Regions from separate parts of the Homo sapiens genome. Here regions 2, 3, 4 and 5 are each linked to region 1. The links are chromatin loops, found by intact Hi-C in ENCODE. Cell type or tissue: mammary epithelial cell. All regions are shown on one strand.

Region 1 (5,000 bases):
AGCAGCACTTCACAGAAGGGGAGGCCAGGATCTGGGTTCCACTTCTACTACCCGCGGCTGGAAAAAGGCAGGCGTCTCCACCCACCCACCCCCACCAGCCAGGCCTTAGGCAAGGGGGCCAACGTCATACAACCCAGTCTAGACTTGGCCAGGCCCTGTTTGCTCTCCTCGTTTTACCTTGACCTTGGACTCCAGCAGCAGGATAAGCAGTTTCCTAGCAGAGCCGGCTCCCAGCAAGACCCTATCTTCCACTGGGCTCATCTCTCCCCGCCCCTCCCTCATTGCCCTCAATGCACACTCGAGCTGGTCTCCTTATGTCTTAACTCTCTTTCTGTTGTATTTTTCCTCCTAATGCCAGCCCAGCCCGCAGCCTGCTTTCTGAACTCTGAGCTGACCCTTCTGGATGAAGATCACGCAGATAAGAATTACTATCCTAACTCACCGATGTCCGGGTGCTCTCAACCGTCAAACACCACCTTCTCCCCACAAAGAGGAGGGAGGTGGCCCGAAGGGGTTTCTGCAGACCTGTCCATTTGCTCTCCACTTGAGGGGTGCAGTAGGTCTGGCTGAGCGAGGCGCTGCTCTGTGGCCATGGTCTGTGCGCTGGCTGCACACGAGCACTCAGCATTTAAAACCTGTGGCAGAGGGAGGAAAGAAGGAAACGCTGCAGCCCCTTTCCCCTCTTATTTTTCTCTCTTCATTACGATTTCTCAGGGAGGTCCTGTGCTGAAAGGGAACTTGACTCAATTCCACGGAGATGCTCCCTTAGAAAGGGGTGACTCTATTGAGGCTCCTGACAAGTTGGGAGATTGGGAGGAAAGAAGGGAGAGCTTTTGAAGAATCAGTAAGTTGGTGTTAATTTTTTCTTTGAAATAGGGGGCAGTTTTAGATCATGAAACTATTCCTCACTAAAAGAGGGTGACCTAAGAAAGCCGTGGGAGCTCCATTGCGGGTATTCAAACTGGGGACTGTGTCATGTGGCTTAACCCAGGCCCCTGAGGGCAGAGGTGGGTTCTGCAGGGTCCCCCAGAGTGGCGCCAGAGAGAGGTCCCTCCAAAGGTGTAGCACTGAATCTCCCCCATTTTCCACGTTTTCTTTTGTATACCTATAGAAAGCGCGCTCTCCTTCGCATCCAGGGCTTTTAGCTTTCCCAGGCTGAATCTTGCGCCCCCACCACCCGCATTTCTTTGAAAAACCTCACTCTGAGATTTTTTATTTCTATTACATATTGAAATATCAGTCTATTCTATTGCTTTTATTTCCCTCGTTTTATTCTTTCTCCATTTATTGCCGAGTATATTCCATTGCCTCTCGATCCCCTGCCCCAGGTGATGAATTCTGTATTTGGGGGTTGTCACACCCCTCTCCGCTTGAGAAAAATCCAGCGAGGTAAAGCAGAGTGTCCTTTTCAGACATCTAGAGTTTTGGGGAATGTGGCTGAAGGTAGGAAATGGAAACACAATCCCGGCATCAAAGGCTCGCTACGCAGCATCGGGTTCTTTCCAGCCGCGAGCGGAGGCGAGCTGCCAGGGCCAGAGCGCTCCTGACTGTTTTCTATTATCTTCATTTATTATTTTTTAAAACCTGGTTTCTTCCCCACCCTTAGCTTCAAGCCCCAATCCAGAGACTTCAGCAGTCACAGTGATCGGCTTGGCGGTAGGGGGTCTGTCTCTCCGGTGCACATCCTATGCCTAGGCGGAGGCGCCCAGTTACAGCGCTCTCCTCCCTACACCCCTTTGCGTCGGCCAAATTCAGCCTCCCCCCCCTCCCTCTCCCTCCCTGGGGCCTGCCGGGGGCGTCTCCCTGTCCCTTTAAATCTCCCAGCTCCCGCCTCCTTTGGCCTACCTGAGATCCAATCAGCACAGACTTTTTCCCTTTCGCCCCGCCCCACCTCGAGGGGAGGGAACCCCAGGAGACCTGGCCGGGGCATCACGTGCGCAGAGCGGGTCACGTGGGCGCGGGAGGGGTGCTGAGAGGTGGAGAGCGGGAGCCGGCGGATTTCTTAATGAAGTGTCTCCGCATGCGTAGAGGGAATGTAGGGAGGGAGGTGGAAGCACTAGGAGGAGGGGAGGGGTGGAGAGAAAAGAGGGGAGGGATGGGGGGAGGGGAAACAGGAGCGAGGTGTCTCCCTAGCTCGCTGCCTCTGGCAAGTGGAGTTTTTAAAAAGCTCCAGCAGATCATGTCATGACGACTTCGCTGCTCCTGCATCCACGCTGGCCGGAGAGCCTTATGTACGTCTATGAGGACAGCGCGGCGGAGAGCGGCATCGGCGGCGGCGGCGGAGGAGGAGGCGGCGGCACGGGCGGAGCGGGGGGTGGCTGCAGCGGAGCGAGCCCCGGCAAAGCCCCGAGCATGGATGGTCTGGGCAGCAGCTGCCCGGCCAGCCACTGCCGCGACCTGCTTCCGCACCCCGTGCTGGGCCGCCCGCCGGCTCCCCTGGGCGCCCCTCAGGGCGCCGTCTATACGGACATCCCGGCCCCGGAGGCGGCGCGCCAGTGTGCCCCGCCGCCCGCACCCCCCACCTCGTCCAGCGCCACCCTGGGCTACGGCTACCCCTTCGGGGGCAGCTACTACGGCTGCCGCCTGTCGCACAACGTGAACCTGCAGCAGAAGCCTTGCGCCTACCACCCGGGCGATAAATACCCGGAGCCGTCGGGCGCCCTGCCCGGTGACGACCTGTCCTCTAGGGCCAAGGAGTTCGCCTTCTACCCCAGCTTCGCCAGCTCCTACCAGGCGATGCCCGGCTACCTGGACGTGTCGGTGGTGCCCGGGATCAGCGGGCACCCGGAGCCGCGTCACGACGCCCTCATCCCCGTCGAAGGCTACCAGCACTGGGCTCTCTCCAATGGCTGGGACAGTCAGGTGTACTGCTCCAAGGAGCAGTCGCAGTCCGCCCACCTCTGGAAGTCTCCCTTCCCAGGTAAGGAAGGGACCCGAGCGCCGCCGCCGCCGGGGACCCCTCCCCGCCCTGCCTGCCCCGGGGCTCCGCGCCCCAACCACCCCCGCCGTCTGGCCCCGGCGCGCCCGCTCGGCTGGGCTGCCTATGGAGCCGGCCGGGCGAGCTGCACTGAGGAATGCGCCGGGGAAGAAATCTGCTCCGACACGTTCTCTGTAGCTGCCCGGCCGAGAATGAAGCAATCACAGGCGCCCGAAAGCCGGGCCGCCGGCTCTGCTCTGTCCGGTAGCTCGCCTCCGCCTCCCCTTGCAGGCTCCAGCCTCCCGCCGGGCTCTTGGCCCCTAAACCTGCTTCCGGCAAGGGATGGGGGCGGGGTGGGCCTATAGTGCCTTGGAATCCAGGACAAAACCCCCAACCCACCGAATAACTGGGGAGGGCGGAGAATAAGAACCCCCACTTTCTTTGACAGAATTCGCAGGATCGTTCAGGCACTAGACAGTATTTTTTAAATAGGGGACTAATTTGCTGGGGTCTACAGAAATGTGAGATTTATTTTTTTCCTTTCCTGACTTATTTTAAAAATCTGGCCACGAATTTCCTGATTGTTGAGGGAACAGAAGATCCAAAATCTCTGGAGAGGGAGTGGAGAGGAGGCTAGAATCCCTCCCCAGCATTGTAAAGTTTTCCTTGCCTCTTTGGTATATTGAGCTCAAACCTATAGACATTTCCACTGCCAACTCCCCCATATGTGGTCGAGAAAGAGAGTTAGTTATTGGTGCCCCAGACACAGAAAGAAGGGCGTGGGGATGAGAAATGGGAGAGGAAGACCTGTTCAAGACCTGTTCAGGGGCTTCTGGAGTCCAGACCCAGGCTGGGGACCCCTTGGTCTTGTCTGGCTAAGGATGGGAAGGGAGAATTCATTCCCCTCTTGTTCCGTCTCCAGTTGAAGAGAGAAAGGCTCCTGTAAATCCCACCGCTCTCCTTGCGGACAAGACCAGTCCCAGGTTTCCCAAAACCACACCAAGAGCTTTGGATCCTGCCTTGTGCTGAGAAATCAGGATTCCGGTCTAGGGAGTCCAGCATTTGAGTCTGTTCTCCCTGTAAGCAGAGCTCAGTGGGAGAGCGTTCTCCCTTCTGATACCTACAGAGGTCTTTGGGGGTGGGGGGCCCAGGGCAGCCACAGATGTCTCCCGACAGTGCCCAGCTCCCCGACCAGCTCCACGTGCCAAGCTCAGGGATGTTTTCCTTGGAAAGCATAGACCCAAAGACCTCCTAAGGGTGGGCCTGAAATTCCTCTGCATACGGAATTGGAAGAAGAGGTAGGTGGTTTAAAAAAAAATACTGAGTGATATTAGAGAGTGTAGCAAATAACATTCTTGTGAATATTATGAAATTACTTAGTATAACACAACTCAATACCAGGGTATGACCTACACTAGGCACCCTGACTTCTGATTGCCAGAATTAAGGATGGTGCAATTTTAGTACATGGTATTATGCATCACCTACCCTGTATTGGCTGTAATATTTTTATATAATATGATTTCTTTTATTAACTACCTAATATGAAATATACAATAATAGATTTCTAGAAAGACAATTCACATGTTCATAATACAGCAATGTATTTTAGAGAGATGGCCCTTTAATTCTCTATCTCACCAAAACACAAAGCTTCTTAGGAGATTGGGGTCCAGCAGGAATTCCTGGGGCAGGGAAGCCAATGGGCTATGCCAAGGGGCTAAGGGGTAAGGGATCAGGTGCCCACCAAACCCACTGTGGATTGGGGGCACAGGCCCAGAGCAATGTGCAATGGGTTTAGTGTGAAGAGGTAGAAGAGAAGGAGCTGTTCTATGTATGAATGTGGTGTGGAGTAGGGGTGAAGGATTGGAGAGAAGCTGAGAAATATCTTTGAGCAAAATAAACATCTCAAAGATTCCTAGGACACAAAACAAAACAAAACAAAACAAAACAAAACTCCACTAAAAATAAATACTTTTTTGATCACAGCCTCCTAGAGAAAAATATCTTTGAAATAAAAAAAGTATATCCCAATTGAGATTTAATACACTTGCAAATTATGGCATGGAAATGGATATAAAAC
Region 2 (5,000 bases), 150 kb before region 1:
CACATCTACCATCACTCTCCTAGAACCCCTTGATAGAAGGTGCTCAGATAATTCGTTTTATTTATTTCTTTGCTTCTAAGTGGGCCTCTATACTTTGTCAGAAAGAGGAGAATTAAAAAATGTACAAATACATCTACAGTTGAGATTATGAGAAACTGGTTATTTAAACAGTGGTTCTGTTTTATTAAAAAAAAACAAAAAGAATGAGAACAAACTTTTGCAGAAGCAAGGATGGTAAGAGGAGTTGAAAGCCCCTGCATGCTTTTGTAGAAAACTTTAAGAAAAGATTGTCTGTGATGCTCCTGGAAGCAAAAAGCTGGATGATCTGAACATTATTAGGAGGCAAACACAACACAGGAATTCCCTTCCTCCATCTTTCAATGCTGGTAGTTGGGAGATTTTTTTATGAGGGATTTTTATGACAAACTTTACTTTATATTTGACATTTAACAGCATCTCCTGTCCAGGGCATGAGGAAATATAGATATTTATTGACATATGGTGTCAGAAGATCGAGGAAAATTGACTCTGGAGAAGGAAGGGGGAGGGGTTTCTCCCTTTCCCTAGGTATGCAAATTACCCAGCTTAATTTGTGTAGCATATGCTTTTCTGTGCTTTGTGCTTTTCTCAGTAATGAGATTAAGAAATCATTTCATTGTTAATAAAGAACTCAGTGGGGGAAGAGGGAAGATGAGAGACATATAGAAGGAAGCACAATGGGCACCCTGTCCTGTTTGAACCTTATATGCATTCCTTAAATAACACTGGATACAATAGACGTGGGGACAAATGGAACCTGAACTGGGATCCAGGTCCTGGTTCTTGTCATCCTTTTTTAAAACCTCAAGCTTCTGCAGTTTTATCTTGAATTTCACTGTTCTTTGCATTTCTAATAATAAATAGCAGTTCCATATCAAATGATCCCCAAAATCAAGAATTCCTTCCCATTAGCTGTCTTTTCCCTGGAATTCCTTCCTCCCAATTTCTGACTGCTGAAATCCTACACAATCATCATGGCTTAGCTTAGATGTTACCCCCTGTCCGAGCCTTCCTGGATAGCCCTACCTGGAAGCAATTTCTTTACTTTCAACTCCTATCCTCCTTTGACTGATTGTCAGCTATAGTTGTGCGTCTTCTGTTTCTCCCTTACTCAACTATAAGCTTTTGGAGCAGAGGGACTGTGTCCTGAATATTTTATATTCTCTACACAATGTTTAACATAGAGCAAACAATTGTTAAATAAATTTAATGAAGCGGCCGGGCGCGGTGGCTCACACCTGTAATCCCAGCACTTTGGGAGGCCGAGGTGGGCAGATCATGAGGTCAGGAGATCGAGACCATCCTGGCTAACACAGTGAAACCCCGACTCTACTAAAAAAAAAAAAATACAAAAAAATTAGTCGGGCATGGTGGTGGGCGCCTGTAGTCCCAGCTTCTCGGGAGGCTGAGGCAGGAGAATGGCGTGAACCCGGGAGGCGGAGCTTGCAGTGAGCAGAGATCACGCCACTGCACTCCAGCCTGGGCAAGAGAGCGAGATTCCATCTCAAAAAACAAAAAACAACAACAAAAAAATAAATTTAATGAGTGGTATACAGTTGTAAGTAAGAGGCCATGGGTAGAGATGTGGAAGTAAGGGCATTATGGATATTTTAAAGACATTAGTGTTGGCAGGGCGTGACGGCTCACGCCTGTAATCCCAGCACTTTGGGAGGCCGAAGCAGGAGGATCATGAGGTCAGGAGATCGAGACCATCCTGGCCAACATGGTGAAAAATCCCGTCTCTAATAAAAATACAAAAATTAGCTGGGCGTGGTGACACGTGCCTGTAATCCCAGCTACTTGGGAGGCTGAGGCAGGAGAATCGCTTGAACCAGGGAGTCGGAGGTTGCAGTGAGCCGAGATTGCGCCACTCCTCTGCCTGGAGGCAGAGCGAGACTCTGTCTCAAAAATAAATAAGTAAATAAATAAAATAAGATATTATTGTTAATACATGATGATCTCACTCCAACTTGAACTCTAATATGTTGTCATAAAAAGGCTATTTACGTGAGTTTATAATAGCATAAAATGTATATGATGGTGTATTTTTTTAAGTGTATATTATTTTTATTTTTAAGTGTATGTTATTTAAGCAATGTAAAAAATTGTTCATAGAAAAATCTGGAAATAAACGTCAAAATGCTAAGAAAGAAGATACTATTGTTATTAAGATCTGGACATGATATATATCATATTATAGGGAAGTTTTTATCCCTCTGGTAGGTTTATTCCCTTATAACTTATTTATTCATCATCCATTCTTTTTTTCATTTAAATATAGAGCTTTTTCTAGTGCGGAACAGTCAATAAGCAAGAAAACAAGCAATTAAATGATTACAGATTATGATAAATACCTGAAGGACATAAACAGGTTCTTGCTATAGAGACTAACAGGGAATCTTCCTTCTTTAGATAAGAAGATTATGAAAGGCCTTTCTTGTCACTGTAATATATTTACCCTACTATAATTATGAGTTAATTCAATGTATAACCTGAATAACAGTAATAATAAAATCAATAATTGAATAAGAATGACAGCCTTCCCACCAGGGGGCGTTGTTCCAACTGAGCCTTAGGTTTGGCTCCTACCTTGGGCCACCCTTGCACCCTCCCTTCTGCCTTGGGAAGAGGCACAGTCAGGGCCCTCCCCTTGCCTCAGGATGGACCCTGCCCCCTCTTCTCTAGCCTAGGAGCCAGCAAGCAAAACAGGTGTTAAGAGCTTTGATCTTGCAGGAGACTTGGAGACAGATCAAGGTAGAGGCCTCTGAAATAATGACTGGGGATGTGAGAAGCTGGGGGAAGAGATGGAGACAGAGGCAGACAAAAGGAGACACAAATTGCTGTCACAGAGACTTCCTTTTAGCCTCCCATCTCAGTCTCAGTAGGTTCTGGGCTCTGTACTTCTTGGGGGAGCAGGTCAGGGCCTTTAGGGTTTTGAGGAGAGGAAGGATGTCCCCTGGGTGACTTTAGAGACCCTCTTGGTCATTCCCGGATCCTGATATAAGGCTAAAGGCAACCAAGGCTTTGAGAAGCATGCGGTCTGCCAATTCCCCAGCAGCCTCAGGTAGTCCTTTCATTGCCAGGGTCTTGCTTTGACCACGTTCCTGCCCCTCTCCTCCTGGTACAAGTTGGTGGCATGAGTTCATGTCTCTTGTAGAGTATTGATCACATGCCCCACCACTGCTTCCTGTTGGGATAACACACTTCGGTTGTTAGCTCAGGAATAATCATTCCCCTTCTCACAAAGGACTTGACCTCCTTGGTCATGCTGAGGAACACCTCAGACTGCTGAGAAGTTCTTACTTCAGTTAATGCAAGTTTCTCTAATTAAAGTTGTAGCCTTCACCTCTCTTCAGCCTTCTCCCACCCCGCTGAGACCAGCCTCTCTGCAAGCAACATCCTGAACAAGGATAGAGATTATACTTTTGCTTCAAGATAAACCGTACCTCTTTGCTCCACTCATGCACTTAGAGGACTCATATTGCTGGCTTTGAAGAGGTACTTAGAAGAGAAAGAACTGCAATTCCTACTAGCTGCTAAGGTTGTGCATAAGACAGACTTCTGATCATCAGAGATGGACACGGACTTTAGAATAGTGGTACCTCCATAGCCTTTGAAGTCAAACAGCTAAATTCTTGTCTTAGCTGGATCACTTACATCACCTAAAGTATGAGGCATGGAAGAGCAGTTGCACAGCTTCTTCCATCTGCACTTGGGCCAGAACCTGAGATTATACACTGAAGTTGGCTTTAGGTCTGGTCAGGAACTTTATGCTGTGGGTGCAAGGTAAATGAGGTGGAAGAGAAAGTAACATTGCTTGAAAGAGGAAAGGAAGAGTGAAACAAGAACATATATGGAGGGAGTGGAATAGTTAAGCTGACTCCTGAACCCACGGATCCCAGATTTAGATAGGGCACAGAGTTAATAATCTCTTAGATTATTATTATCTTACTATCTTAGTTCTTGGCTGGAAGTCCTTTGGAGTCTATCCCTCAGTGGGTGGCCCTGTTATTTGTTCCCTTTTTAAGCAGATGGAACAGGGCTCAGTGCAGGCCAGTGTGGATTCTGGTGCCAGGGTGACATTAGTGCAGGCAAATATGACAGATTTTCCCGAGGAACTATGTTCAAAAACAGTAGGAGAGGAGGAAAGGATGGGAGCTGGAGGAAGAAAGAGGGTTAGATTATCCTCTCTGGGTTCCTTGAATGAGGGGATGAGATAGAAGATGAGACTTTAGTCAAAATCATGGTCTCTATCAACTACTTTGCTCTCATGCTTTATCCTTTTTCAACTACTTTCCAAAAAACCACATTGCTAATAATTTCCCTGATCCTTTACTCCACATCATGTGAGTTTATCTTGTCAAGTTACCCCTGAGCAGACACTCCTATGGCCCACGTCAGTCAGGGGAACATCTTGAAGTCCCAAGTCTCTTCCACAGCAGGCTCTGCAACACCAAGGCAGCATCTGTATTGGGAATTTCTCTCTTAGACCTAAACTCATTTCCCTTTCCTGTGAACAGCTGTCTGCCTATCTCCCCATTAGTCTCTCCTCTTCTTTTTTCCCCCTTCTCACCAGGCCTATTTCTTTCTATAACCACGGAGCAGAGTCAGGGAGACTGTTCTGTACGTTTCATTCACTCTACTCCATTCTTCCCCTGCAACCCCGCTCACCCCTGTCTCCAATCCTCTTAACTCCTTCCATCCACCACCTGGCCAGTCCTTCTTGCTTGCTTGCTTTCTCATTTCCATTCCCTTTCTTCCCTCCCAATTTTCTTCATCTATGATTCTAAGCTTGAGGAGGTGGGAAGATAAGTTATAGGGGCAGTGTGCATGAGGGAGTGGGCTTCGGGCACAGCAGAAGTCACTGTGGTTAGGCATCAGGAAGGACTAGCAGGAAGAACCTGCTAGACATTGACATGGGTGGCCTAAGGGGCAGTTACCTCCTGACTCATCTTTCCTAA
Region 3 (5,000 bases), 50 kb after region 1:
GCTGCTCCCAGGCGCGTGCTGGCTGTGGTTTGCTTTCTCAATGCTGGTGTCCTGGGGAGCTGACGTCCCCCAGCTCAGGTCAGGGGCTTGCAAAAAGCCTAAAATGGCGATCTTGGGCCAGGGACTAGGGAAGGCTGGGGAGATGGGGGGAGTTCTCTTTACTGCGTTTTCCCAGTTGAAAATTGTTTCCTGCGAAACGCGATTTGTTGTTTGTGGGTCTGATTTGTGCGTGCGGCTTGGGCTCCTGCGGCTTTTGGCTCGGCCGGGGGCCTTGGGCAGCGAGGCTGGAGCCGGAAGAGGTGGAGGTGAAGGGCTGCCCGCCACGTCCCTCCCTCCTCCAGATGCCTGGCTTGGATGGCGTTGGAACAGGGCATTTGGAATGTTGTAAGTTTTCTGTTTCCTCTTTTAATTTTTTCTTTTCCATTTTTTTCTAGTTAAATTATCTTTTTTCATTGGTTTCCAAAAGCAGCTTACAAATGAGTGGTTGGGAAATTTCTGTGTGCGTGGCAAGAGGTTTTCTCCTGAAAGGGAATGTGGCTTTGGTTGGATTTCACTGTAATTTTGGTTGAGAGAAAGCCCAGCCAGAGTTCAAGCTCAGGGTTCAAGATTCATTTCTGCTGTAGGAGCTGGGGGCCTTCGGGATCTTTCTCTGATACTTGGGGAAAGAATGTGGAGGAAACGGGAGCAGGGGAGGAAAAGCTGAGGGGAACGACTTTTCCTGAAAAGTTGTAGCAAGAGCCTCAGAAAAAGGCCCAACCAACGGGGAAGAATAAACCTGCTCCCCACAACACCGGCTACTGGTGACAGTATATAAGGGGCTCATTGGGTGTAGAGGAAGATGAAATACTGAGAGCGGAGCAGGCTGGGGGCGGCCTGGATCTCCTGGTGCTTTGTATATGGATGCGACGCACACGCATGCCTACGGGCGACCTGTGCCACACTCACGCACATCCATATTGCATGATCCTTGCACACTCACGCATGCCCGCTCACACATGCACAGGCACTCTTTTGGCGGGCAAGGGCAGAGCCTCATCCCCTTGGGTCTGCAAAGGTGGTCTTGGTAAATCATCCCCATAGAGACACTGACTGGAAGATGAGCGCTGGTGTGTTCATGAGGATAAGGGGGAGAGTGAGGCGCCTACAGCCTCAAAGCCTTTCGTTTGGCACGTGTGCAGTGTGAAGGTTTAATCTTATACCCTCTCTACAGACCCTGAGCTTGGTTAGGGAGCAGATTTGGGGCAGGAAAACCTGCATTCTAGCCCCCACCAAAAGCAAAGTCAAGGTTAACAAGTTCACCTCTTAACTCGACCTGCACCCATTCCCATAGGCTCTCCCTTTCCTCTAGCTGTCCCCACAGCAACCTAATCCCTCCCACCCCAAGGAATCCCTCTTACCCTGTACCCTCTCTGTGCCCTTCTTTCCTCTCCTCCTGTTTTGATGTCTCCACCAGGCCAGAGGCAAGAGAGCTTTTGATTAAACTTCCCCATTTATAATTTGTCTTGTCCCCCCACCCCACCAAACCTAACAACTCCAGTAAGAAAATAAACAGGACGTAGTTAGATGTGGAGAGCTTGTAAACAATCTGGCAAGAAGCTGCAGGTGCAGAGACAGGAGAGAAAATTCGGGACATTCAGATTTTTTTAGACTGCAACCTCAAGTTTGCCTTTTTTGTGTGTTTTCTGGTTCCTCTTAGGCCCCCGCCTCACCCCGCCCCCAACAAGATAAGATCCAGGAACCTGGCAGCCTCATTGGAATAGGGAGGAGAGAGAGCTCAGAGCCATCAGCAGAGTCCTTTGCTGGGTGTCCTCTCAGGTCTTTGGACTCTGTTTTTTGCCCTTAAAAAGATGGCCAGGTTCCCTTCTGCTACTTGAGAAGCAAGGCTGGTCCATTTCAGCAAGAATGTGTGTCAGGGATAGAGGCTGTCAATAAGCTCATGGGAAATACACAGTATTCTATAGTATCTCCTTACAAAAAAAGACTCATGTACATATCTATGTGTGTGTACTTATGTGTATAGGTGTGTGTATCTCTGCAGGTATACATGTGTACTTGCAGGCATACACATCTACGTATGCACAGACTGGGCAGGGGGTTTCTAGGAGGCTGCATTTCCTCAGGATATGTCTCTCCCTTGACCTTAGGTCCTTTGGCCAGGAAAGTTGTTTGAGGACCCCTTAGGTTGCCCCAGCTCTGTTGCCCCTGACCTCTGCTGCTCTTACAAGCTCCCCTCAGCTGCACATACCTGGGAGAAATGATTAAGAGAGGAAGAGATGGCAATGGGAGACCTAAGGGAGCAGAGTCACTCTGTGGCAGCTCAGGTTGGGGTAAGAGCTGGGGGCCCAGGACAGGGACCACTGCAGTGGCCTCTGGCCACAGATCCTGGAACAAAGTCCCTCCACTGAGTTGAAACAGGTCAAAGCTCTCTGGGAATTTCTCTGGTCTGTGGGTGGACTCTGCTCTGGTCTGGGGCCTGGAAAATGCTTTTCCATCTGGTTGGATTTTTCCAGAGCTGGAATGGAACAGAGAGAAGGGGGGATCTGGCAAGGTTTAGGGAATCTGCCAGGGTCAGCCAGCTGGGGGAAAGCCAGGGTACTCAGGATCTTTTAGATTAAGGTGGACTTGGGTAATTTAAATTTAATAAATGCTTGGAGGCAAGAACTTCCTCCCTTTATCTCCCTAAGTCTAAACCCCAAAGAAATTGTAAGAACCTTGAGCCTAAGAGGAGCCCACCGCCAGGCCCCTGGGGCAAGAGCAGCTCCCCTGTGCTCCCTCAGCCACCCCACAGCAGGCTGGCAAAGGCTGCAGCGCTGAGAGGGTTTTCGACTTCGAGGGATACTTATGTAAATAATGTTATTTTTAACAGAGGAGATAAAGGCAGAAAACACCACAGGAAATTGGCTGACAGCAAAGAGCGGAAGGAAGAAGAGGTGCCCCTATACTAAACACCAGACGCTGGAATTGGAGAAAGAATTTCTGTTCAATATGTATTTGACGCGAGAGCGCCGCCTGGAGATTAGCAAGACCATTAACCTTACAGACAGACAAGTCAAAATCTGGTTTCAAAATCGCAGAATGAAACTCAAGAAAATGAACCGAGAGAATCGGATCCGGGAACTGACCTCCAATTTTAATTTCACCTGAGAGCGCGGCCTCTCCTCCTCCCTTCCCGCTCCTTCCTCTCCCCGCCCCTCCTCCCTTTGTGCCTGGTGATATATTTTTTTTTCCTCCCTGAGTATAAATGCAATGCGACTGCAAAAAAGGCAAAGACCTCAGACTCTCCTTCCAAGGGACCTGTGGTTCGTGCTGCGAAGATGCTTCCACTTAAAGCATGAGAAATGGGGTGCCGGGATGTGGGGTGTGGTGTGTGCCCTCATAGATGGGGGTGGGAGTGTGGCTGGTGTGTGTGTCAAGCCCTCACTCACCCACGCACTCACACACAGCATTCTGTTCTCCATGCAAAGTTAAGATCGAATCCATCCGCTTGTAGGGGAAAAAAAGGAAAAAAATTAACCAGAGAGGGTCTGTAATCTCGCAGAGCACAGGCAGAATCGTTCCTTCCTTGCTGCATTTCCTCCTTAGACTAATAGACGTTTTGGAAAGTTCGGCTAGTGTTCGTGTGTTTGTCGTAGCACCCAGAGCCTCCACCAAACCCTCTCCATGTCTTTACCTCCCAGTCGCTCTAAGAATCTGCTTGAAGTCTCGTATTTGTACTGCTTTCTGCTTTTCTCCCACCCCTCCTAGCACCCCCACATCCCCCATCTAGTAACATCTCAGAAATTTCATCCAGAGGAACAAAAAAATTAAAAATAGAACATAGCAAAGCAAAGACAGAATGCCCCCCCCCCCAAATATTGTCCTGTCCCTGTCTGGGAGTTGTGTTATTTAAAGATATTCTGTATGTTGTATCTTTTGCATGTAGCTTCCTTAATGGAGAAAAAAAAACCTAATAAATTTCCAGAATCATAATCCTCAAATGGATGGTTTTTTGTTTTTAGTGATTTTTAGCAACACCCCTCCCCCGAAGAGGCTGAGTGTGTGGATGTGTGTGTTTTGTGTTTGACTCATCTCCTAGAGCCTTTCTAGAACGTCTCTTGGCGGGTTTAATGTAAGTGAGAGACCATAACGTTGATTTAAATATTATCCAGGTGACCACAATAAGTCAAGGTCATAAAACAGTAATGTCAGGACGGTCTTGGTGCGCGCGAGAGGTGGATTTTATGATCTGCAAATATAATGTGGTGCTGCAGTAAAAGATGCATTTAAAGGTGACTGGAGGAGGGAAAGAGGCAGAGAGCAAGCTGCAATCTTGAGGAGCAGACGGATCTGATTGCCTGGGGTGCTGGGCTGGGCGCACCCCACTGCTGCTGGGGGTCACCCCAAGAGCCCCCCACCCATCCAAGGAAAGGAATAAACTTAACCGCTGGAGGGGCATGAGGAGCTCAGCCCCCCCAACCTCGACAGCAGCTAACAGAAACGCCAGGAGCAGCAGGAGGAGGAGGCAGCGACAAGGTAAGAGAAGCGGTTTCTTGTTCTTCTCTTGGCGGCGGAGTGGGGATGAGCGGTGTCCCCAGGTGTCCGGCGTGCAGCGGACAGAGCCTGGAGGAAGGTGTTTAGGGCATCCGTGCTTGCCGAGAACCCAGGCTTTCCTAGTGGCCGCTGGCAGCGGAGGGCAGCGACTGGGAGCTCCCTCTCCTTCCCTCCCGGGCCCATTGCCATGGGGGTTCCACAGTTAAAGGGATAAATTGATGGTTTTTGGCTTCTTTATCTTTTCGGGCACTTTGGGTCTCCTCGAAGTCGACACTCTGGTCTAGGTGTTGCTCAGTCTGGTCGTCTGTTGGTGGGGGAGGAGGAGTACAGAGGGTTGAAGCTTGAAGCTTAGGTTTTCCTGCTTTTCGCTGGTTTGGATGTGAGCCTCGTCCAGCCTCTTGTTCCCTGTGCTCCCTGGCTGTAACGTTTTGCCAGGCAAGTGGCCTGATTGGAAGTGGCTCCAGAGCACA
Region 4 (5,000 bases), 170 kb before region 1:
GCAAAGCTTCTCACCACCATGAAGATGTAGACTGAACTGATGTTTCCCAGGGAAACCAAATCCCCATATGGAGCAATTACCCCCTCTTCCACGAAGGTTTCTCAGACTGACCTGAGGTGCAGGGAAGATACTCCCTAATCTTGCCAACACTGGAAAATGAAGCCCTTCCCACTCATATCTTCTGTCAACTATGATGTCATCTGGGATCTTGGCATGCCCTTGCCTCTGATATAAACACTTTTCTGTGTATTTCTGATTGAGGATTATACGTTTCAGTCCATGGTTTACATATCTTTTACTTATTTTGAGGAGTGGGGAAGTAGCCACAAAATCTCTTAAATGTAAGCTCCCAAAGAGGGGAATTCTTTATTTGCCACCATTTGTCTTGCATTGTGTGTGAGTGTGTGGTGATTTGGTGGTCGTTGTGGTGGTAATAATTTAGGGAAAAAAGACATTGCTTTTGCTCGAATTCCTTTGCAAAAGGAATCATTTTGGTGCTTGAATTTTCTAATTTGGAATTTGTCTTTGTATTCACTTACACTTAGTTGAAATCTGATTTTCAGTAGTTTGAATCCAGCCTTTGTCACTTAGAAACTTTCAGTGGTATTCACTTGAGGGAAACATCAAACCATATAGAGGTCATCCAATTTCTCACTGTAGACCCAATCCAAACTAAACAGAATGCATCTGTGAACTTATTTATAGACAGTACAGGACAAATGGTAGTAAACAGAGAAAATTCTCTTTCCTAGGAGCTTACAATATAAAAGTACTTCATGGACACTTCCCCATCCTCCCAAAACAAATGAAAGTCCTATTCTAAACAATATTCAACCATTTGATCATTGGAGCACCCCTCCTTTCTGCAGTCTAAGCTGAGATTTCTTTATTGCAGTTTGAGTATCACACCAGGTTGCCTAAAGCCAAAGTATTAGGTGACTTATTTTCACAATTAACTAAAGCAATGAAAGTAATAAAACTGTATTGTTTGTCAATTTGGTCATTGGACTTCAAGGGGATGACACTGGAGCCAATAGTGTCACAGATAACGTCCTTAGTCCCAGCCAGTTTGGGTTACTTCCTTTGCATTTTCACTTTGTGGTGTGGAAGAGACTTGGACCTGCATTCTTGTTTCATTATCTCTGTTGTCACCACATTGGGCTGTAGATCATGGGGTGCTTCCTTGGCTGTGGCCAGTTAACTCTATACCTCAGGCTTCAGCTGGGGAAGAAGAGGCAAGCTGAAAGTGTCATCAGGCAAGAGCTGTGCTACTTCGCTGCACCTAACCATCTACCACTGCTACCCTCTTCTCTAACCAGGCGTCTTCCCAGTGCAAAGTTCTAGGCCAGTGAGTTATGCCATTCTGTCCTAAAACCTCCTGTGCAAGAGACCCATATTCACTGCCAACCAATCCAAAGGAACGGGGAGCAGAGGAGGTCAGTCTGATGGAGAAGGCTGGACACATAATCAAGGCACAGACACTGGCAGTGCAGCAAGGAAACAAGTTAGGAGCAAATGGACAGAACTCTGGACAGTAATGAGGGGACGAGAGCAGGCAAAGAGGGCATAGCAGAGAGGTCAGATATCTGTAGGTGTGGTTAGATATGCTTCCTGAAGGAGAGTCTTGTTGAACAGTTTGGAAAAAGGGTGTTCTAGGCAGAGAGGGACTGTCCATGTGATGGTTGAGGTGATGATAGCAAGATGTTCGTATATGGGGAAAGATTGGTCCTGTTCAAGCAAAGAGCCACAGAAAAGGTTAATAATAAGAGTAACGGTTAGGGGAACAATGAAAAGAAAGATCTGGAAATACAATCTTAAAAGTTTGGATTTAACAGAGAGCAGAAAACTGCAGGTCTGGTAGGGAGAAGGTGTAGGGTGTGTGTGTGTGTGTGTGTGTGTGTGTGTGTGTGTGTTGCTTTCAATCCTTGAAGAACGTGTCATTTTCCAGAAGGAGGGTAGAGGGCACTCACACTTCAGTTATCTGCTGCAATGCAGCAATCATGGTGAATGTGATTTAGGGCTGTAGCCTGCTTTAAAGAAGGGCAGCACTCGGCCGGGCGTGGTGGCTCACGCCTGTAATCCCAGCACTTTGGGAGGCCGAGGCGGGTGGATCATGAGGTCAGAAGATCGAGACCATCCTGGCTAACAAGGTGAAACCCCGTCTCTACTAAAAATACAAAAAATTAGCCGGGCGCGGTGGCGGGCGCCTGTAGTCCCAGCTACTCGGGAGGCTGAGGCAGGAGAATGGCGTGAACCCGGGAAGCAGAGCTTGCAGTGAGCCGAGATTGCGCCACTGCAGTCCGCAGTCCGGCCTGGGCGACAGAGCGAGACTCCGTCTCAAAAAAAAAAAAAAAAAAAAAAAGAAGGGCAGCACTCTCTGATGGTTGCTGGGGTGAATCTGAGTGAGATCTGTGAGGATCTCATTGTTTAGAGTTACCAACGTTAAAGGCCAGGAGGGTGGATCAGGGAGTATAGCAGGAGGCTGGGATGCAGTCTTTGCCAACTGTAGGAATCTACTAGATAGAGTTCTGGTGGGAAAAATGGCATGTCAGCTAGGTTGAATTCAGGCCTTGGAAAATATATATCTGAAACCAGTGATTTCAGCTGAGATTCCTTAGGTTTAATCCAAATTTTCATGCAACGCCCCCGAATAAAATAAGGATGCTTTGAGGCTGCTTTGCCAATCCCCTTGTCTTTGGCCATATCTGGGGCTTTCTTCCCTTGGAAACTGAAATGGAAAAGTAATTTATCTTCTTCATGGATTTTCCTATACTGATAGCATGTTGAGAAAACTCATTATTTCTTATCTCAAGTTCATATTCTTTAATAACCTTAAAAAAGAACGAGGCAATCTAAAAATAGAAAGGCTAAGAGATCAGTGTTGATGCCGGATATCCATTGGTCTTTATGATTATTTCCATGAATGATTAATAAATATTAGAAATGCTCTAGTTGTCATGAGCTCAGAGCTAGACATGGACATGGGGCACACTAATACCTGTTTTTGATATTCTGCTAAGTAAGGCCTCTGGCTGTCAAGAACAACCAAACCAGACCGAGCAACCTCACGTAGCTCAAGTCCTTCTCCCCAGTATCACCATGAATTGTTAGCTCTGGAATGGGGTTAATCATATTTTAGAATGACTGACAAGCTGACATTTTTCTGGTACTGGGTTCTCCTGAGTTAAGGATCAGGGATTGCCATTCTCTGGCAAGCATCCCCCCACAGTCTGCTTCTGATTGGCAGCCAAGTCTGGGGAGCAAATGGCCAAGTGAATTAGAAAGCTTAAAAGATGTTTTGTTAAACCATCCTCATTAAACTGGCACCGTCTGCCTTCCTACTCTCCTTTGTCCCAGTTGGGGCTGTTCTTCGTGACAGATGTTTCCTAACGGTGTGTGCTGGTAGCATCTGGAATCCTTAGGTGACTGCTGAGGTTTGGGAAGGCCAAATCTGGAGGTATGTAGATTGTCAGGGAAATTGCAACCATTTTCCTGCCATTGGGCTACCATAAAAAAAAAATACCCGCTTCCCTTCCCACCACCCCATTTTCCTTTGGCCAGTGAAAATCAAGCTTTCATTTCCTTCTCTAGCACTTCCTAACCTGCACTGAAGATGGTTTTTTTCCTCTCAAGAATGAGGTAGTGAGTAGACAAGATTTGGAATATGATGAAAGAACAGTGTGATGGAAGAAGTCTCAGAGGGGTTACTTATGTTTGGCATCTAGAGATCTTTTATCCTGTATTTTCCACTAAAAATCAAGCAAAAGCCAATGGGTTAAAGTTGTGGGAGTAGGAATTATAATTAGATGTAAAATTGTGTCTATGAACTATTGGAATAGTTACAGGGATGCTTTGGAATCTCCTTTCTTGGCATCTAAAAAGATTGTCTGGAGAATTTTGGCACCTGATTGGATTAGAATTTTAGCAGGAAATGGTTAAGATGGAACTTTCAGATTTAATGATTTCTCTGCTTCCAGCTCTGGCCTATCAGTGTCTATGTGGGAGGAAAGAGAAGACATTGGCAGGGGATGACCTGGGCATAAGGGTAAGAACTGGTTCAAATCCTCTTTTAATAGCCATGCCCTTAGACTCCTTGTTCTTTGTGGAGACTGGGTGCCACAGTAGGAAGAACATGGGCTTTGACTTCATGAAGAACCATGTTCAAATTCTAACTCTTCTTTTTACTGGCTATATGATCTTGAAAAAGTTATTTAACCTCTCTTCATCTTCAAGATCAAAGAATAATACTTCTGTCATGGAGTAAATAGGGGTTAAATGAAATAGCATATGAACCTTGCTTGCAGCTCAACACATTCTGGTTCCTTTCACCCCTCTTTCCACGTAACTCTAATTCTTGCACATAATTCTATCCCTGGCATGCCATTTGACAGATATTTTGCTCTGTCTCCAGCCTCTGCACATCTTCCCCAATGCTTCTTAGCATTCAAGCCTAGAGCTCTGATTTATTAATTTGTGTTAGTCCCACAAAATGGCAATAACAGTATGTACTTTTTATAACCATACTAACATGAGTCAAGGTTGTGGTTTCATTCCAGGCATTTTTACTTGCTGACAATTTTGGTTGTAAATCAGAGACAAAGGAGTTCTATCTTCCCACCCACCTCTCTGATCTAGAGTTCTTGATTCAGGGCTAGATCATCTGGATAGGATTTCCTTCCAATAAAAAAATGATGGCAAGTTTGTTTATAAGATTATTCAGAGAAGAAAAATCCATAACCTTTACTGTTGGAATATTCTTGTTTTCCTCCCAACCTTTTAATTTGAAAAATATTAACCTACAGAAAAGTTGTAAAATAGTGTAATTAATACCCATTCATTTTTCACCAAGATTGACAAATTGCTAATATTTTGCCACATTTGTGTGCTCTCCCCTTCTCTCTCATATATATATATGTGTGTATATATACACACATATGTAAAGCAGTGCCTATTCAAATTTTGCTAATTGTCCACTGATTTTTTTTTGAGACAGGGTGTCA
Region 5 (5,000 bases), 94 kb before region 1:
GACAGTTTGCACAGATAGTTAAGATACTGTGTAATTACTGTTGCGTTTGAAAGCCAAACATGATTTATTTCTGACAAGCTCAGTCATCTTTGGGATGACTTGGTGTGTGTCTGTGGGTGTGTGTGTGTCTGTGTGTCTGTGTATGTGTGTGTACATTGGTTATGTCTTTTTGTAGAAGGAAAGTAGGTATTAGCCCCTATGTCTCTCTCTCACTCAGTTACCTTCCTTTACTGAATCAAGAATCATTGAAGAATACAGAATACTGGAGGGAGAGGCAGAGTCCCTACCCTCAGGAGACTCCTGGTGTGATGGGGATGATGTGACACACAACAGACGCAGACATGAAGACAAGGGCAGAGATCCTGGCAGTGATGGAGGATGGAGAGGGACTACTGAATGGAATGCGGTGGCTTGTCCACAGAAGCCTTCCTTCAGAAGGCTTGTCAGGGAGTGTTTGGAAGAGAAGGTTTAGGGCCAAAGAGTAAAGGGAAGGAGGGTGTCTTTGATGAGAGAGAAGAGTGAGCTTTAAGGTAGAAAGAGGGAAATTTGCATGGATGGAAGACATTTTTCCTAGCTGAGGCAGAATGTCTGAAAGATGGAGTCACAGGAAAGTGGAAGCATGGGAAGAGGAGTGTCCCAGTGGGAAGAGGGGTCAAAGTGTTTGTTGGTGGTGTTTTGTCAAACAGCTGCTGTGAGGCATTTAGGTAGTGCCTTTGAAACACCAGGTCCACAGAGGGAAGGCTCCCACCTGTTGCAAGGGATGGGGCCTGACAAGGGCAAGGAAGAGATGAGGGCAGCTAGGAGGGAAGAGGATACAAAGACTGGAGAAGGCGCTGCAGGGCCTTTCTGACTCCTGCTTCTGAGCTTGTGAAGAGGAAAGAGCAGATGGTTCTTTTCCAGTTTCCTTCTAATTCCAATAGGAGAGTTTAGGGTTGGACAAAAGAAAGGATTATAGAATTGTCCAAAGCAAATGCACCATTTCATTGTCTTCTGTGCCCTAAAATATGTGTGGCCTGTGAGGAGGGCACCTGCTCTAAGGCAGAAAGGTGCACAGGGATGGAGCTGATCTTCAGCTCCTGCAGTGGATGGGGAGTGGGGGCAGTTGGTGCTCTTAAGTGTTGCTCTCGGCGTCTCTGGCTCAGGCTTCTGTAAGTACAGACCTGCATCTGAGCCCCGCCCCAAGTGTTGATTATACCCCTTGGGATGCATCATTGCTAAGAAAGCAGATGTGCCAGATGTGACATGTTTGAAAGAAAAAAAAATCCCTCGCCTCTGAGCCTTGAGGGGGGCAGCTCATCACCATCTTGCTGCTGCTTATGGGGAAGGCAGCTGAGGTTGGGCTTAGCCAGCTTCGTACCCTCCTAGTCCCTCCACAGAAGGGTCTCCAAGCACTAAAGGAGCCAGATGTGGGGAAGGAGAGTGAGGAAAGAAGGAAGAGACACTGAGGCCCCATTTCAAATGGAAGAGATTTTGGTTGCCCAGTAGTGGGTGGGCTGCCAGCTAGTTCACCTTACTGGGTTGGGCTCCTCATGTAAGGAGGTGTTGATATGTGTGCATGTGCGTGTGTGTGTGTGTGTGTGTGTGTGAACAGTCTCTAAGTATGAGTTTCTAGGAATTCAACCCCATAATACCACTCTGGTTTATCTTCCAACTTCTCCTGAATGCCTCCCATGACTTCCTGGGAAGCCTCCTGCTCCATACCTCCCTGCTGCCCTTGCAGTTTTCCTAGTTTTATTTTCTTCCTGCCCTCAGAAATTGAGCTCAGAACTTGCTGTATGTCTTGTCCTTTGCCTGAGGGAGAACCTCTTGAGCTGTGCTGACAGATGTCTCAGTCTGGGAAGACGCAGAATGCTTTGCTGGGTACCTCTCTGCCAAGGTGGCACCCAAGATACCCAAATATCAGGGTCTTGGTTCTTCAGTTACTCCCCCAGTCATTCTCAATGCTGATGGGATAAAGGAACAATTCATTCAATAAGACAAGGAAAGGACTCGGGAAAGAAATCCAAGAAAGACTCTTGAGTATACTAGAAAGTTCTAAGACTGAGGTCAAGGTAAAGTCACAAAATACTGCACAATGCCTGGGGAATGGATTTAATGGTTCTAAAGTATCAACAACCCTTAGAATGTTTCCAGACATTCCAGGCATTCCAGAAAGCCTCTGCTTAGATTCCTAGAGGTGATTCTTGATTACATCTTTAAGTGTTGACATTTCCTATTTTCTAAATTAGATTCTAACCCTTCTAATCTGAGCCCAAGAAAAGTGGACCTGTCACCAAGACATCTTGGCGGCTAACCCAAGACTTGAATACTTGTAAGTTAGCAGAGTTCTGTTTCTACCAGCTAAAAGTCCACTGACTAAACCAAATCCTACAAAGTAGCTCTGGCTCTATCCCTAACCTTATCTTTAATCCTGATCCTGAAATTAACCCTAACCCAAATCCCAATTCTAACCCTGCTTACCTCTCCCGTCCCCCACACCCACTACCTGGAATGATTTGAGAGTGGGAGGGGTTGGGGAGGAGAGGGCAAGATGAGGAATGCCTCTGGGGCAACGGAGGAGGAGATCCAGCCAGAGCGACCTGGAGGAGCCAGTGTGGTATCTGGGAGCCTGGGGCATAATCCTGGTACTTGCCAAGCCATGAGTCACAACATCATTCTCCATGGCATTTTGTTGGAGGGTGTCTGGGCTGGCAGCTGGTAAACAGGCTTGCTTAGAATAAGGTGTGCCCCACTGCCCCTCTCCATAATTTGGGGGAGAAGGGAGAAAGTCTTCTGTCCTGAGGGTCCTTCTTTCCTCTGTCCTTTTAGATTTCACAAGACTCAGTCAAAGCAAGAGGAAATACTTGGAACTTAGAAATTCTTTGTTGCTAGTTGCAAGGAAATTATGGAGAGATGAAATCATTGAGAATGCAGAGTCTTGAAGCTTCCAAACGTGAGAGGTGCCCTAGTCCAGCCCCCTAAGCGTTATCCCCCCAAGCGTCATCCCCCTGAGGGATGCCAGGTTGCCCCATTCTGCCCTGTGCCCTCTCATGGCAATGCCCATGCTACTCCACCACCCTCCCACTGCAGTCACTGCCAAAATTCAGATAGGCATCCACTGCGGCTGGATAGAGATCTTTATGGGGGTAAACATGTGCTTGTGGATAAAATAGCAACTGGAAACACCTGGACTTTTTTCCTGAACTTGGTACCTATCCCAGCTAGCATCAGTCATGATGCGTCAGTTTTCTATCTACAAAATGGGACCAACTCTGAGCCTTACTCTTGGGGAAGGTTTAGAAGGAGCAGTACACTAATGACTATTTTCTGACATCGAGAGATGATGATTGGGGTTATTATTGTTTATTCCTTGAGGATGCAAGACAGCCATCAGCCTGACTCTAAACACATGTAGTTCATTGCAATTGCTGTCTTTGGGGCTCAGAGAAGCTCTGCTCCTTGTTTCCCTATCCTTAGCCCGTATCTGCCAATCCTACTATTACTATTTATACTATAAATAGGACTTCAGGGAAGGAGGGTGCCTGGTTGCTTGATGTCTTCCCTCTAGGCCTTATTTTCACACCTTGGAGCAGAATTTACACACCCCTCCCATTACAGATTTAGCTCCTGTCCCAGCATCCTTTGCCGGGTTTGGAGGTTAAAAGTTCTTTAAATCCAGCTAGGAACTGACAGTTGCAGGACCTAACCTGCAGTATGTTATGAGAGACCCCCAATGCTTCATCCTTTGAACGCCACACAACAGTCACTTCAACGAAGTCTTCTAAACTCCCAGGTGCTACCCACTTGGCAGACACCAGTGTTTCAGTTTGTTGAGGATTTCAAAAATACTGTTTGATTTAGAAAAAAGTCAAATGTATAAATCAAACTATGTAAATCAAAAGAGGTTTGGTGTCACAATTCCTGCCAACTGCCTCCTTTTCTCTCTCTCTCTCCATAATACTGAAACATTGTAGTAATAATAATAACTAACATTTAAAGAGCATTTTACAGTTCCAAAGTGTTGTCATTTATCATCATTCGATGATAAACCTGTGTGCTTGGAATTCTTACCCACATTTTACAGATGAGAAAACTGAGGAACAGAGTGTTTAGTGAGTTCCTCAAGGTTACAAAACTAGTAAGTGACCCAGTTGGCATTTGATCAAAATGTAGTGACTGTTACAAGGAGGCTGAAAGTCTTTTTATTGTCCAACTATGGAAAAAGGAGTTAGGGAGCCCTTTCTGAAGAACTTTTCAGGATGGGGAATACAGAATTTCTAATTCACAGAAGTGTTCCTAACTCACAGAATCAGGATAAGATGACCTTGGCCTGGGGCCCAAAAGATATCAGGTGTAAAATACACAGTAAATCTAACTGTAAGGTCAGATAAATATTAAGAAAAATGAGAAAAAAATGCCATCATTTACATGCAGATAGTATTTAATTGCTGAAGTTTTGAACATTCTAAGCAGTCTTATTTAGAAGTAATCCCCAGAGGCTAATCTGTCCAGGGTCCCATCTCTAGGCCATACTGTTAACACGTGGTTGGATGCCCTGTTCTTTTATTTATTTATTTATTTAATTTTTAAAATTTCCGCTTTTATTTTAGGTTCAGGAGGTGCACGTGAAAGTTTGTTGCATGGGGGAATTGTGTGATGCTGAGGTTTGGGGTAGGAATGATCCCATCACCCAGGTAGTGAGCATAGTACCCAACAGGTAGTTTTTCAACCCTCATCCCCGCCTTCCTTCCTCGTTTAGTATTCCTCAGTGTCTATTGTTTCCATCTTTATGTCCATATGTACTCAGTGTTTAGCTCCCACTTATACGTGAGAACATGTGGTATTTGGTTTTCTTCTGTGTTAATTTGGTTAGGATAATGGCCTCCAGCTGCATCCATGTTGCTGCAAAGGACATAATTTCATTCTTCTTTTTTTTTTTTAAATGGGATGCCCAGTTCTTAAAGATGTCAGGGGAACAAGAGCTCATGTAGTATTTGATTCACCTATTATTAACTTTATCT

What was found. Hi-C counts contacts between places; a loop is a spot of excess contacts. Peaks named below come from ENCODE experiments on the same cell type or tissue, not always from the same donor. Only the 100,000 strongest peaks of a DNase experiment are listed, where the experiment ranks them.
Region 2: a loop joins it to region 1, with 5 times the contacts of the local background. A loop is called at or near these places in 6 of 110 quality-filtered maps.
Region 3: a loop joins it to region 1, with 2.7 times the contacts of the local background. A loop is called at or near these places in 8 of 110 quality-filtered maps.
Region 4: a loop joins it to region 1, with 7 times the contacts of the local background. A loop is called at or near these places in 5 of 110 quality-filtered maps.
Region 5: a loop joins it to region 1, with 5 times the contacts of the local background. A loop is called at or near these places in 3 of 110 quality-filtered maps.

Annotation. Positions count from the first base shown.
Region 1 is chr12:53,936,723-53,941,722 of GRCh38, forward strand. It overlaps HOXC13 (homeobox C13), which reads left to right and starts at 2,109. Exons shown (of 2, transcript NM_017410.3): 1 at 2,109-2,920. The coding sequence starts at 2,185. HOXC13-AS (HOXC13 antisense RNA) reads right to left here and starts at 2,921. Exons shown (of 3, transcript NR_047507.1): 1 at 2,749-2,921; 2 at 443-635. In mammary epithelial cell, no CTCF peak of the experiment used is centred here; DNase peaks (open chromatin) are centred at 1,999 and 3,109; H3K4me3 peaks cover 3,437 bases; H3K27ac peaks cover 1,456 bases.
Region 2 is chr12:53,789,321-53,794,320 of GRCh38, forward strand. All of the region lies in intron 1 of LOC105378250 (a long non-coding RNA gene), which reads left to right. Among named protein-coding and RNA genes, the nearest start is that of CISTR, 40 kb to the left of the region's middle. In mammary epithelial cell, a CTCF peak has its summit at 2,610 (motif pointing right); no DNase peak of the experiment used is centred here.
Region 3 is chr12:53,986,303-53,991,302 of GRCh38, forward strand. It overlaps HOXC10 (homeobox C10), which reads left to right. Exons shown (of 2, transcript NM_017409.4): 2 at 2,867-3,977. The coding sequence ends at 3,144. Among named protein-coding and RNA genes, the nearest start is that of MIR196A2, 2.9 kb to the right of the region's middle. RefSeq lists an enhancer at 1-508 and a silencer at 1-42. In mammary epithelial cell, a CTCF peak has its summit at 3,014; DNase peaks (open chromatin) are centred at 3,009 and 4,999; H3K4me3 peaks cover 381 bases.
Region 4 is chr12:53,765,920-53,770,919 of GRCh38, forward strand. The region is part of intron 1 of LOC105378250 (a long non-coding RNA gene); the gene reads left to right. Among named protein-coding and RNA genes, the nearest start is that of CISTR, 16 kb to the left of the region's middle. In mammary epithelial cell, a CTCF peak has its summit at 1,964; DNase peaks (open chromatin) are centred at 1,952 and 4,572; H3K27ac peaks cover 1,088 bases.
Region 5 is chr12:53,843,030-53,848,029 of GRCh38, forward strand. The region is part of intron 1 of LOC105378250 (a long non-coding RNA gene); the gene reads left to right. Among named protein-coding and RNA genes, the nearest start is that of HOXC13, 93 kb to the right of the region's middle. In mammary epithelial cell, no CTCF peak of the experiment used is centred here; a DNase peak (open chromatin) is centred at 2,612; H3K27ac peaks cover 427 bases.